Linked DNA regions of Homo sapiens: region 2 is linked to region 1. Evidence: read pairs that join two places in POLR2A ChIA-PET (ENCODE). Cell type or tissue: endothelial cell of umbilical vein. All regions are shown on one strand. Each heading gives the region's core, and the rest is flanking DNA. Links, peaks and the distances in the headings are about the cores only.

What was found. Peaks named below come from ENCODE experiments on the same cell type or tissue, not always from the same donor. Only the 100,000 strongest peaks of a DNase experiment are listed, where the experiment ranks them.
Region 2: POLR2A ChIA-PET joins it to region 1 with 8 read pairs; 5 of 35 experiments call an interaction of 5 or more read pairs at or near these places.

The regions. Positions count from the first base shown.
Region 1 is chr7:134,717,034-134,722,412 of GRCh38, forward strand. All of the region lies in intron 1 of LOC124901750 (a long non-coding RNA gene), which reads right to left. It also overlaps a transcript of CALD1 not described here. Among named protein-coding and RNA genes, the nearest start is that of CALD1, 60 kb to the right of the region's middle. In endothelial cell of umbilical vein, for the core only: no CTCF peak of the experiment used is centred there; a DNase peak (open chromatin) is centred at 3,338; H3K27ac peaks cover 1,522 bases.
Region 2 is chr7:134,788,966-134,794,344 of GRCh38, forward strand. All of the region lies in intron 1 of CALD1 (caldesmon 1), which reads left to right. The region is part of intron 1 of LOC124901750 (a long non-coding RNA gene); the gene reads right to left. Among named protein-coding and RNA genes, the nearest start is that of CALD1, 12 kb to the left of the region's middle. In endothelial cell of umbilical vein, for the core only: no CTCF peak of the experiment used is centred there; no DNase peak of the experiment used is centred there.

The DNA.
Region 1 (5,379 bases), core at 236-5,235:
TCTATAATATATTTAATTTTTAGGACGGTATATTTTTACAGAATAATTGAGCAGAAAGTACAGTGAGTTCCGTCTCTTTCCCCCACCTCAACACACACAGTTTCCCCTAGTGTTAACATCTGACATTAGTGTGGTACACTTGTTAAAACTGATTAATCAAAACCAATAATGCTATTATGAACTAAAATCCATGGTTTAGGGTAGGGTTCATTCTGTGTTGCATAGGTCTATGTGTTTTGACAAATGTATAATGTCATGTATCTGCCATAACAGTGCCATACATAATGGTGTCACCACCCAAAGGACCACTGTAGTTTTAATAAGCTGAAAAAGCCCAATTGGAAAAGCAGAGTGACCTTGGTACCTTGCTTACAATGGCCAAGAAAGCACCAGGAATGAAATCGGAACACATTTCAGTTTCATTCAACACATCGCATTTCATGCAATACCAACTAAATGTACCTGCTTTGATCCTGAGAATGAAGGAAAATAAGGGGATAGAAGGTGGCCAGGCAGAAGGAATGGTGTGATGCAGAGAAAGCACTGGAATCCAGCTGCACTTGGCTGCTCAGACTGGAGCATTCGCCCGCCTCCCTGTGCTCAGGCTCCGGGTCCATAAAGTCAAAGTGAGGAGTTTGACTCCATGATAGGGAAGGCCCTGCCAGCTCCACTTGAAAGAAGGCACAATTATTATAACCAGGGCTTGTATATGTTTAATGGATTGGTAAACATTTTCCTTAAGCCCCAGGATTTTTTTGTGTGTGCCAATTGCCTTTGGAGATTTCAAGAATTAAAAAACAAATGACTAAGAAAACATAAATATGGAGACATATATTTCCGATTTTTAGCTTCTTAGTAAATAACTTGCTTGGACTACAGCTAAAACAAAGAGAAAATGCTAGCAATATAGATGGTTTCTAGATAAAAGAACATTCTTCTTGTCATGGAAAAAAAACAATACTAACTATGTGAATGCTTCCAGAAGGTAGAATTTTCATTTGGTACCTATTTTTCTTTTTCCCTTTTGTTTTTAAACACAGAATCAATCTAAAGTTGGTTCATGGTAAGAGAAGAAAAATGGGAGAGCAGTTTTTTTATAAGTGCCTGTGGATTTATTCTGAAACCCTAAGTTCTAGATTGAAAACATTTTTTTAAATCCTCCTCTTGGGAAAGAAGATGAAATCCAAAGGATTGTGTGAATTTACACTATTAATAATAGCTACCATTTATTGTAAGCTTGATGTCATAAGCACTTTACATGGATTATAACATTCTATCCACTCATCAATCTTATGAAGTAGACACTGTTATTATCTCCATTTTACAGACATGACAAAAAGGCACAGAGAAGTTAAATAGCTTGCCCAAGGTCACTCTGTGGTGGTTAAGCTGGGATTTGAGCCGAGGCAGGTTGACTTCTGAACCTGAGTTTTTAATCACTAAACTCAACTGCTATAAATTACATACTTATATTTATTTGTATACATGTGTTTATTTAATGGGAAAAAAATGTTTCATATAATGATGTATCTGAGATGGGAGCAGAGACAAGTAGTAAAATACAGATGATTTATAAAAGGCTTGTTATGCATTAAAAATGCATAAAACCTGGCCTCAGCTGTTTTAAAATTAGAGTAAATTACTGTACAAATTTCTGTTGCAATCAGAAGACGTTGGCTACTGCTGTTGTTGTGAATAATAAAATTCTTTGTCTCTGACCCAGAAGTCTCATGTCTTATACTGGTTGCTAGTTTTCAAGAAGGGTAAAATCTAAGACCCTTAGCAGTTCTTGACAACTGTTTCTGGAGTTTTTATTTCCCCAAAATATTGTCACTATTGCTTAGATGTCATACCTAGATGAATAACACTTGCCAAATAAATTTTTGAGTCAAGTTGAATGAAATAATTACCTTTTACTGGGAACCTATCAGTGGTTCTCACCCATGCTAGCCTCATGACTACTGTGTACACTATAGAGTATTATCTCCATTTTGCAAATGAAGAAACTGAGGTATAAGGACATTATTTTCCCCAATATCCTACAGCTCACAAATGTTAGAACTAAGGTCTGAAGCTAGTCCAATGTTCTTTCTGCCACTATTGCCTCTTAAAACATTTTAGCTACAGAAATATTAACTTTCAGACCAAATTATGAAGGTCACTGGGAACGGAAAAATGATTGTTTAAAGAGAAAATTTAAGCTTCAGAGAAGAAGGAAAGGGAGAAGTGAAGAATAAATAAGGAAGAAAAAAATAGAAAGAGGAGAGACAAAAAGGGATAAAAAAATATGTCCAAATAACTTTACAGGGCAAATAGAGGGCTGGGGTCCCTACAACAAGAGTTGGGAGCAGAACAGGGTTATGAGGCTCGCCAGAGGAACTTGGTGTAGACCTGTAAAAAGTAGCAGAGCACCCAGGGTGAAGCCTAGGAAGAGCCAAACAGCCAATCTAAATAAAGTACCAATCAGGCAAAGGGCTAGAGTCCAGGGAAATGGGGCAGTCATCATTGTCTCCTAGAAAGAGCAGGCAGAGAACAGCGTCCAGGGAAAGAAACCGGTAGTTTGCGAGGGGGGATAGGAGAGATTTCTCCAAGCACAGGAAGAGTGTAGCTGGGCCCATCAATGGCCATTGTCCGATATGTGTTTGTCCATTTTGTTTTGCTTGGACGTCAACGGCCTTGTGTGTGTGCAAAAAAGAGCTTTTAAGGACCCCAATCTGGTTTGGACAAGGTGACAGAAGCCAAAAGTTACCTTGGTTGAGTCTTAAGGGAATGAATTTTGAGAGTTACCTGTTCAAAAGCCAAAATGTTCAAATCCCGAAATGTTCACATCAATCACCAAAGATGCCCCCGAAATGTTCACATCAATCGCCAAAGATGCCCGCAGTGAGTGTTTGTTTTCTTGTTTGTATCTCTGTTTCAACTCAGTTGTACTTTGAGCTACACAGATCCTTCAAAAGAATAAAAGCTGGGTTTCTTAACCCCCGCTTTGGTTAGCGTGTATGCTTTCAGCACCTATGTTTAGTATTTTTTAGAATGTAGCCTTTGTAAACTTCACCCACTGTATTTTGCTGAAGTCAGACTCACCCTTTGTTCACCAGTAATCAGCAAACATTTGTTAGTGACGACAGTGGCACTCTGGTTAGCCCTCCTCTTTTTTTTTTTTTTTTTTTTCCTTGCAGAGCATAGTTGAAATAATTTGGGAAAGTTTCTCTTCTTCAAGGAGCTGGGAAAGAATGATGAATGGGCCCCTTGTTCTGATGCATCCTTCTATTTCCTGCAGAGGAAAAAACTGACGGCTGCTAATCTCTGTGTGTTCAGGAGCTCTACCTTCCTTCCTAATAAGATCGCTGTTGTAATAAGCATGTGCCATGGAGGTGAAGCAGAGTTTCCCATTATTTATTAGGCCTGAGTCCTCATTAGTAACTTCTTTATAAAATAAACATGAGGCTTTGCAGAAATGGGGAACAAGAGCCTACTTCATACAAAGTACAATGATAAATGTCTCCTGTGGCCCCAGATTCCAACGCTTAACATCTGTGATCTCCCCATCTCCATGGCAACATAAAGTAAATAGTAAAAATAGTCCAAATCCAGGAAAAACACAGCAGGGAATGTCTGTCCTAAAGGAAAACAAACGCTTAACATGCACTCATACATGAGCAAGAGGACCCACATGAAATGTAGCAGTTGGTCAATAGGAAAACAACAGAGAGTGGGGAATGAAGGGTCTTCAAGCTAGCAGACAAGAAATGTCAGATGATTTGAAGAAGTGTTGTCTGCTTTCAGTAGGAGGCCTGAAGGGAACATTGTGTCTTATATTCATGGGCTTGTACAGTGTGTATTTTACATTTTGTACAAATGTGTTTTGAATTATAAGCTTGTCATATTACACTAGATTTAAAGGGAACCATAGATTATAAAAGTAATAGCATCAAACAAAGAGTTGAGAACTGGTGATTTGGTGTTTGCCATGTAACTTCTTAGCAAAGCTGTGGTCTGCCTAACAGACCCTCTGAATCTTCTCCCTACCTGTAGCCCAACAGCCTGGGGCTGTTCCTGATATTCGCTATAGGCCGCTGGAACAGGAGGCTCTGTGGCCTCCCTGTGTCCCCCACAGTTGTGGCAAGAGCAGTGGAGCAGCCCTCTGGAAGAGAAGAATGTTCCCCTTAGGGGTGCAAGAAAATGCCTGGGAATAGGATATTTTCAAGAACGGCGATTTTCAGTTAATTTAATTTTCTGATTAACTGCAGTGACTTTGGGCCTTTCAACTCACTGAGCCTGGTTTAAGTCATCTGCAAAAAAAAAAAAAAAAAGGATGGGGTACTTCATGACCCTGGAGTCCTGCCAGCCTTGGAATTCTGCAATTCTATGAATTGAGCACAAGGCATGATTTTGTTTCAGCCTTTGTGGATTAAAAAACTTAGAATTCCTGGGTTTCTACTATAGTAGAACAGTTTCTACTGTTCTACTGCTGGTTTCTACTGCTATAGTAGAACAGTTTACTGGGTTTACTGTTCTACTATAGCAAAAAATACAACCCCATGGCTGTGTGTGTTTAGGGGAGGTGGGGGGGTGAAGGGTGGATGTGGTTTAGGGGAAAGACCGAGGGGGTCTACAGCCAATCCCAGTGACTAGCTGTGTGACCTCAGGCCAGTTATTCCACCCTTCTTGGCGGTAGTGTCTCCATCTCCATCAATGGAGATGATGGTATTCCTTGCAACATTATTGCTGTAGGAATACTGGTAAATGATCAACATATGGTAACCACAATATCCTATCAGATTTGGAGTCAGTACTTGAAGAATATTTTTCATCACATAGGTAAGACTTGATAGTAGTGGGGTAGCTCGTGCTGTGTAATTTATGGAACGCAGTCTCAATACTTTGTGATGGGGTTTCCGTTTGGCTCTAAGCAAGTGTGACTCTACCCTGAAGATCTATGGTGGGGTTTTTCTTTTCATTCCCTGACTGTAGCTTTTTCCTCTGATGGTTTTTCTCTTTCTTAAAGCTAGAGCACAGCTAAAACATTCTAGTTAAGTGAATATCCTAGAATGGCTGGATCCTAACACGTGGAAGTCTTTACTGTATGATTTGTGCACAGACACCTTGCCGGTTATTCACAGGTCGTGTTCAAATTTAAAGCTCACCAGGAGTCAATAGCCACAAAGATGACTTTGGAGCAGATTCCCTCTCTTCTATTGTTCCTTTCCTCCGGCCAAGTTTCTCTTCTCTTTGCCACTTTTTTCCTCTCTTACCCTTTCACCATTCTCTTTTCTCTTTTCTTCTTCTTCTAATCTTTTGATTTTAGTGTTCTCATCTTTCCAACTTTGTGCTGTGCATTCTGCAGTAGTTCGATTTTGTTTATTTATTTATTTATTT
Region 2 (5,379 bases), core at 59-5,058, 72 kb after region 1:
GATTGTACCACTGCACTCCACCCTGGGTGACACAGTGAGACCCTGTCTCAGAAAAAAACAAAAAGTAAAAAAAAAAAAAAAAAAAAGTCTACAATTTCTACTTTAAAAATACCTGAAGCCAGTGTTCATGTTGGAGCTCATTGATTCCTCATGAATTGTATCATTGTTCAGTGTTTAGAACAGTGCCTGGCACATGCTAAGTAGCATGTAGATTTTTATTAGGTAAAAATAAAATAAGTTATCTTCATAACAGCTAATTTTACAGATGAAGAAACTGAGTTACGATTAGATTAAGTAATATAGCTAAGGTCCCACAGCTAGTAAGTAGCTGGGTCAGGATCTAAACCCGGGATAATCTGGAGGCACTGCCCACCTTCTTTACCACTGTGCTATGCTGCCTCTTGCTAGTTACTCCACGTCACTGAGACTCCTCTTTTGTATGTGGCTCTAGAAAGAATTGAGATCTATTTGAGAACAAACTTTGGAGTCAGGAGAACTTGAGTTTGAATCTCAAATTTACCACTTTTTTCACTTACAAAATGGGGATGATTTCTCCTCCACTTTGTAGTTGTCACAACTACTAGAAGTAATATCTTGAAACTGCTTTGCACGTACATGATAGACACTCAATTACAAATGGTCAGCTATTGGCTGTGATTTCCTGTGGAGGCTACCTGTTAGCGTGGGGCTTAGCCACACACTGTCCCCTGTTGCCTCCTCTAGGCCATCCTGTAGACAGATTAAAAAGGGCTCACTGCTTCTACATTTGGGGTCTCCAGGAGGTAAGACTAGGACCAATAGATACAAGTTCTAGGAAGTCCTATTTCAGATCAGCTTACAGACTTTCTAAATAGATATTTCTGTCTCTGAAGCACGAACCTCGCTGCTCTACAGAAGCAGACAACTTCCACTGTCCTTTCCAACCAGAAGGTTTACCTGCTTGCCCTTATCAACAAATCTATGCTGCCTTTAACATTTTAAATCATTTTATCTAGTATAGCTAAAGAGTTGTATTATTCCTGAGATTGGGTTGTTTTGCAGGTTTTCAGTGTTTTAGACCTGGAATGAGAGGGAGTAAGAAAAGAGGGAGGGAGAGGAAAAGAGAAAAAGAAATAAGGAGAGAGAGAGAGAGAGAGAGAGAAAGGAGAGGACAGAGAGGGAGGAAGGGAAAAGGGGGAAGAGGAGGGAGGGGAGAAGGAAATTGGAATTTATCTGGAGAAAAAGTACTGAACTTGGGAGAGAGACTGAAGAGCAATGGATTGATAGTTATCTGAAGTCCTCACAGGTTAAGGATGGTTGAGAAGATAAGCTAGCTCATTCAGCTACCTTGCTGGCATACTAGCTATGTGACAGGCACTGTTCTGGTTGAGGACTGCTCTCTCAGAGCAGTAAAGTAAATCAAATAACTTGCCCAAAGTCACACTGCTGGAAAATGCCAGAGCTGTTCAAAGCTCCTCCCTAACTCCAACCCTCTCCAATTCTCTACAGCTATCTGCTCTGTGTCTTCCCCCAAGAAAGCGATGGAAACCAGAGCAGGAGGTTTCCGTAACCAGTCATTATAATTTGTCAGGGAGCCATACTGCAGTTCAACTAGACAAGCACATTGTCATTCCCTGCCATATAAGGAAACAGAGCTAAACACCATTGCTTTCACTATTGACTGGAGAGGTTGCTCAAGTTAGAGTTAGACAAGATGAGGATCTAGACCTAGAGCAGTTAAATTAAATTAAAAAAAGAAAGAAAGAAAGCCAGAGAAGTAGTTTTGTGTTTTCTTTTCCTGGTACCAGAGATAGTTTAACAAGCAGTTTCCATCCTTCTCCCTGACTCAACGGGAGATTTTCCCTGACATTAGGCACTAAAGGATTCAACTACTCGTACAAATACTTCAAGCTGTTTTGGTGTTTGATTATGTCAAATTTTAAGAAAAGGCAGAGGATCAGTTCAGGTATTCAAAAGGCCAACATATCCAAAAGGTATTCAAAAGGCCAAGACAGAGCTGCTTCTGTGTGGGTCAGGTAGAAAGTCAAGGACTGTATTTCTCTGTCCATTGATTTACAAAAGAAATTAGTGTCCACTCACCTTCCCAGGTGAGATACTACTTATTAAGAAATAAAATCAGAAATACTACTTATTAAGAAGACTTTACATTTAAGTTTGACCTTCTTGTCCAAAGCTAAGAATATTCACGGGGTCACTCTTTGCCTTAAGACTCAGACACAATGGGCACTTTATTTGTTTGTTTGTTTTTTGAGATGAAGTTTTGTTCTGTCACCCAGGCTGGAGTGCAGTGGCACGATCTCGGCTCACTGCAACCTCTGCCTCCTGGGTTCAAGCGATTCTTTCACCTCAGCCTCCTGAGTAGCTGGGATTATAGGCACACGCCACCATGCCCAGTTAATTTTTTGTATTTTTAGTAGAGACGGGGTTTCACTATGTTGGCCAGGCTGGTCTCGAACTCCTGACCTCAAGTGATCTGCCCACTTTGGCCTCTCAAAGTGCTGGGATTACAGGGACCATGCCCGGCCACAACAGGCACTTTAGAATGCAGGCTCAGTAACCAACTTTATGAAGGGAGAAACAGAGGCATGAACAGTTGAAACTATTTCCTTAAAGACAGCCAGTTCCATCTTGCCATACAGAGTGCCCACATTTTCAGATAATCCGAAGAGGCATCACTTAGTGTCCCCAGGGAAATGAAAAACAAAAAACAAAAAACAAAAAAACCTGTAAATAGTCTGGTCATCTTCTCCTAACTATCATCTTGGACCAGATTGCATCTGGAGTACTAGTTTATTAGGCATACCCGAGACTGGGTAATTTATAAAGAAAGAGGTTTAATGGACTCACAGTTCCACATGATTGGGGAGGCCTCACAATCATGGCGGAAGGCGAATGAGGAGCAAAGTCACAAATTACATGGTGACAGGCAAGAGAGCTTGTGCAGGGGAACTCCCATTTATAAAGCCATCAGATTTCCTGAGACTTATTCACTACCACGAGAATAGTATGGGGGCAACTGCCGCCGTGATTCAGTTATCTCCACCTGGCCCTGCCCTTGACACATGGGATTATTACAATTCAAGGTGAGATTTGGGTGGGGACACAGCCAAACCATATCTGATGCCACAACAAAATGCACAAACAAATTTATTTCTGGATGGAGGTTAGAAGTCCAAGATCAAGGTGTCAGCAGGGTTGGTTCCTTCAAGGGCTGTGAGGGAAGTCTCTGTTCCAGCCCTCTCTGTTTCACTTGTAGATGGTTATCTTTGTGTTCACAAGGCATTCTTTCTGAACGTGTATCTGCATCCAAATTTCCTCTTCTTTTTTTTTTTTTTTTTTTTGAGATGGAGTTTCGCTCTTATTGCCCAGGCTGGAGAGCAGTAGTGCCATCTCGACTCACTGCAACCTCCATCTCCCAGGTTCAAGCAATTCTCCTGCCTTGGCCTCCCGAGTAGCTGGGATTACAGGTGCTCGCCACCATGCCAGGCTAATTTTTTTGTATTTTTAGTAGAGACAAGGTTTTGCCATGTTGGGCAGGCTGGTCTCGAACTCCTGCTGTCAGGTGATCTGCCTGCCTTGGCCTCCCAAAGTGCTGGGATTACAGGAGTGAGCCACTGAGCCTAGCCTCCTCTTCTTATAAAGACACCAGTTGTATTGGATTAGGGGCCAACTTAATGACCTCATTTTAACTTGATTACCTCTGTAAAGACCCTATCTCCAAATAAGGTCACATTCTGAGGTCTTAGGGGTTAGGACTGCTTCAACATATGAATACTCGGGGGAGATACAATTCAACCCATAGTATGTCCCAACTCACAATGGTGGTAGAAATCCATATGGCACATTTTCTGAAGCTCAAGTGCCAAAGACCCTACTGCTGCTGGTATTCTATCTTTCCACTGGGTCTAAGGGAATGCTTTGCTAGAAATCCCTTGGCCTTTTGAATTTGCCTTTGACATTTACTTTCTGCCTTTCTCAATATGAAATTCTGATCCCATTAAAAGTCAAAAGAGGTTTTCGAAATGACGCACTGAAGTACAGCTTCACATACTGTGGCCTATCTGTGGACAGCTATGAAACCACGGCGGCAGACCATCTGGTATGAGGCCTTTAGGAGCCAAGGACGGGGCTCAGTGGGAAGGCTTGGCCAGGGCAGCCTGCAAGCCAGGGAGGCAGGCGCTGAGAGGGGAGCAGCTTCAGGGCAGCTGGCCGGGCCAGGGAGGCAGCCACAGAGGGACCTTGTGCATGCCTGCACAGGGCCCAAAGAGGGTGGCCCTTTTCCGTCATTTTTATATATGCTGATCACAACCACAAATCCCCAGACACAAGGAAAAATATTTGAAGCCTACACATATTTGCGCTCTGAATCATTTGTCTCTTGTCTTTATTTTCCTCTCTCTCCTCTCTATCTATCCTTAAATTTTTATACTTTTTCTCTCAACAGTCCTCCTCACTTTATCTGTCTTTGCTCTAGTTGGTTTCAAGCGCCCATACATTGTGTCTTGTCTGCATTTTCCATGTTCTATTTTTAAGGTATTTTATTTTAGCCTTTTTGTCCCTTTTTTGTCCCTTTCCTAAAGCTCTTCTTGGTGCCCATTTCCCAGCTTTGGTCCTGCTCATGGCTTCTCTGTCTTAGGCCAGGGGTAGTCTATAGACAGGATGACTATACCATTTATCGTCAAACTGGGACACGTTGAAGAGGGAAAGAAGGGGCAGTTAATAATTTCCCTAAAATGCAGTCCCGAAGTGGGACTGTCCCAGTGTGGAGTGGATGCTTATTCTATCCATGGTGTGGTTTTCTGCTTTCCACAAATCTCTCTTCACCTATCAACCACTCCCTCCATTTATGTACCATTTTTTTTTTTTAAACCTTTTATGTTCTGGTCCTTCTTTTTTATTTCAACCCCAAGAAGCTTTATGTGTTCTTGTATTTCTGTCTTCTTTTATCTCCTCCTCATTCCTTCACTTTACTCTACTCTGCTCTCTATCTTGTCTCACCACTTCAATTCTTCTTCTCCCTTGATTTCCTTCTTTTGGGTACAGACTGGACTGCAGCTCACAGAGGCCATGCCTGTCTGCCATGATACATGCAGGACATAGTCCCTGCATTTCTGAAACAAATCAAGGCACAGCTGAGCACATACACACACACTTCAAAATAAGCCACCAAATGTTACAAGCTGCTTTGGGTCTCAGATGAGCCCTGAGTGGACTGTTCACCCCTTCAGCACCTCTACCCAGAGACTAGAACAATCCCTACACCACGCAAGCAGCCATGCCTGTTACTGTTACGGAGGCATGTTCTGTGTATGTGTCTAGGCTCGCACGGGATGCATTTCCTATAGGTGTACCTATGTACACTAGAGTTGAAAAATGATG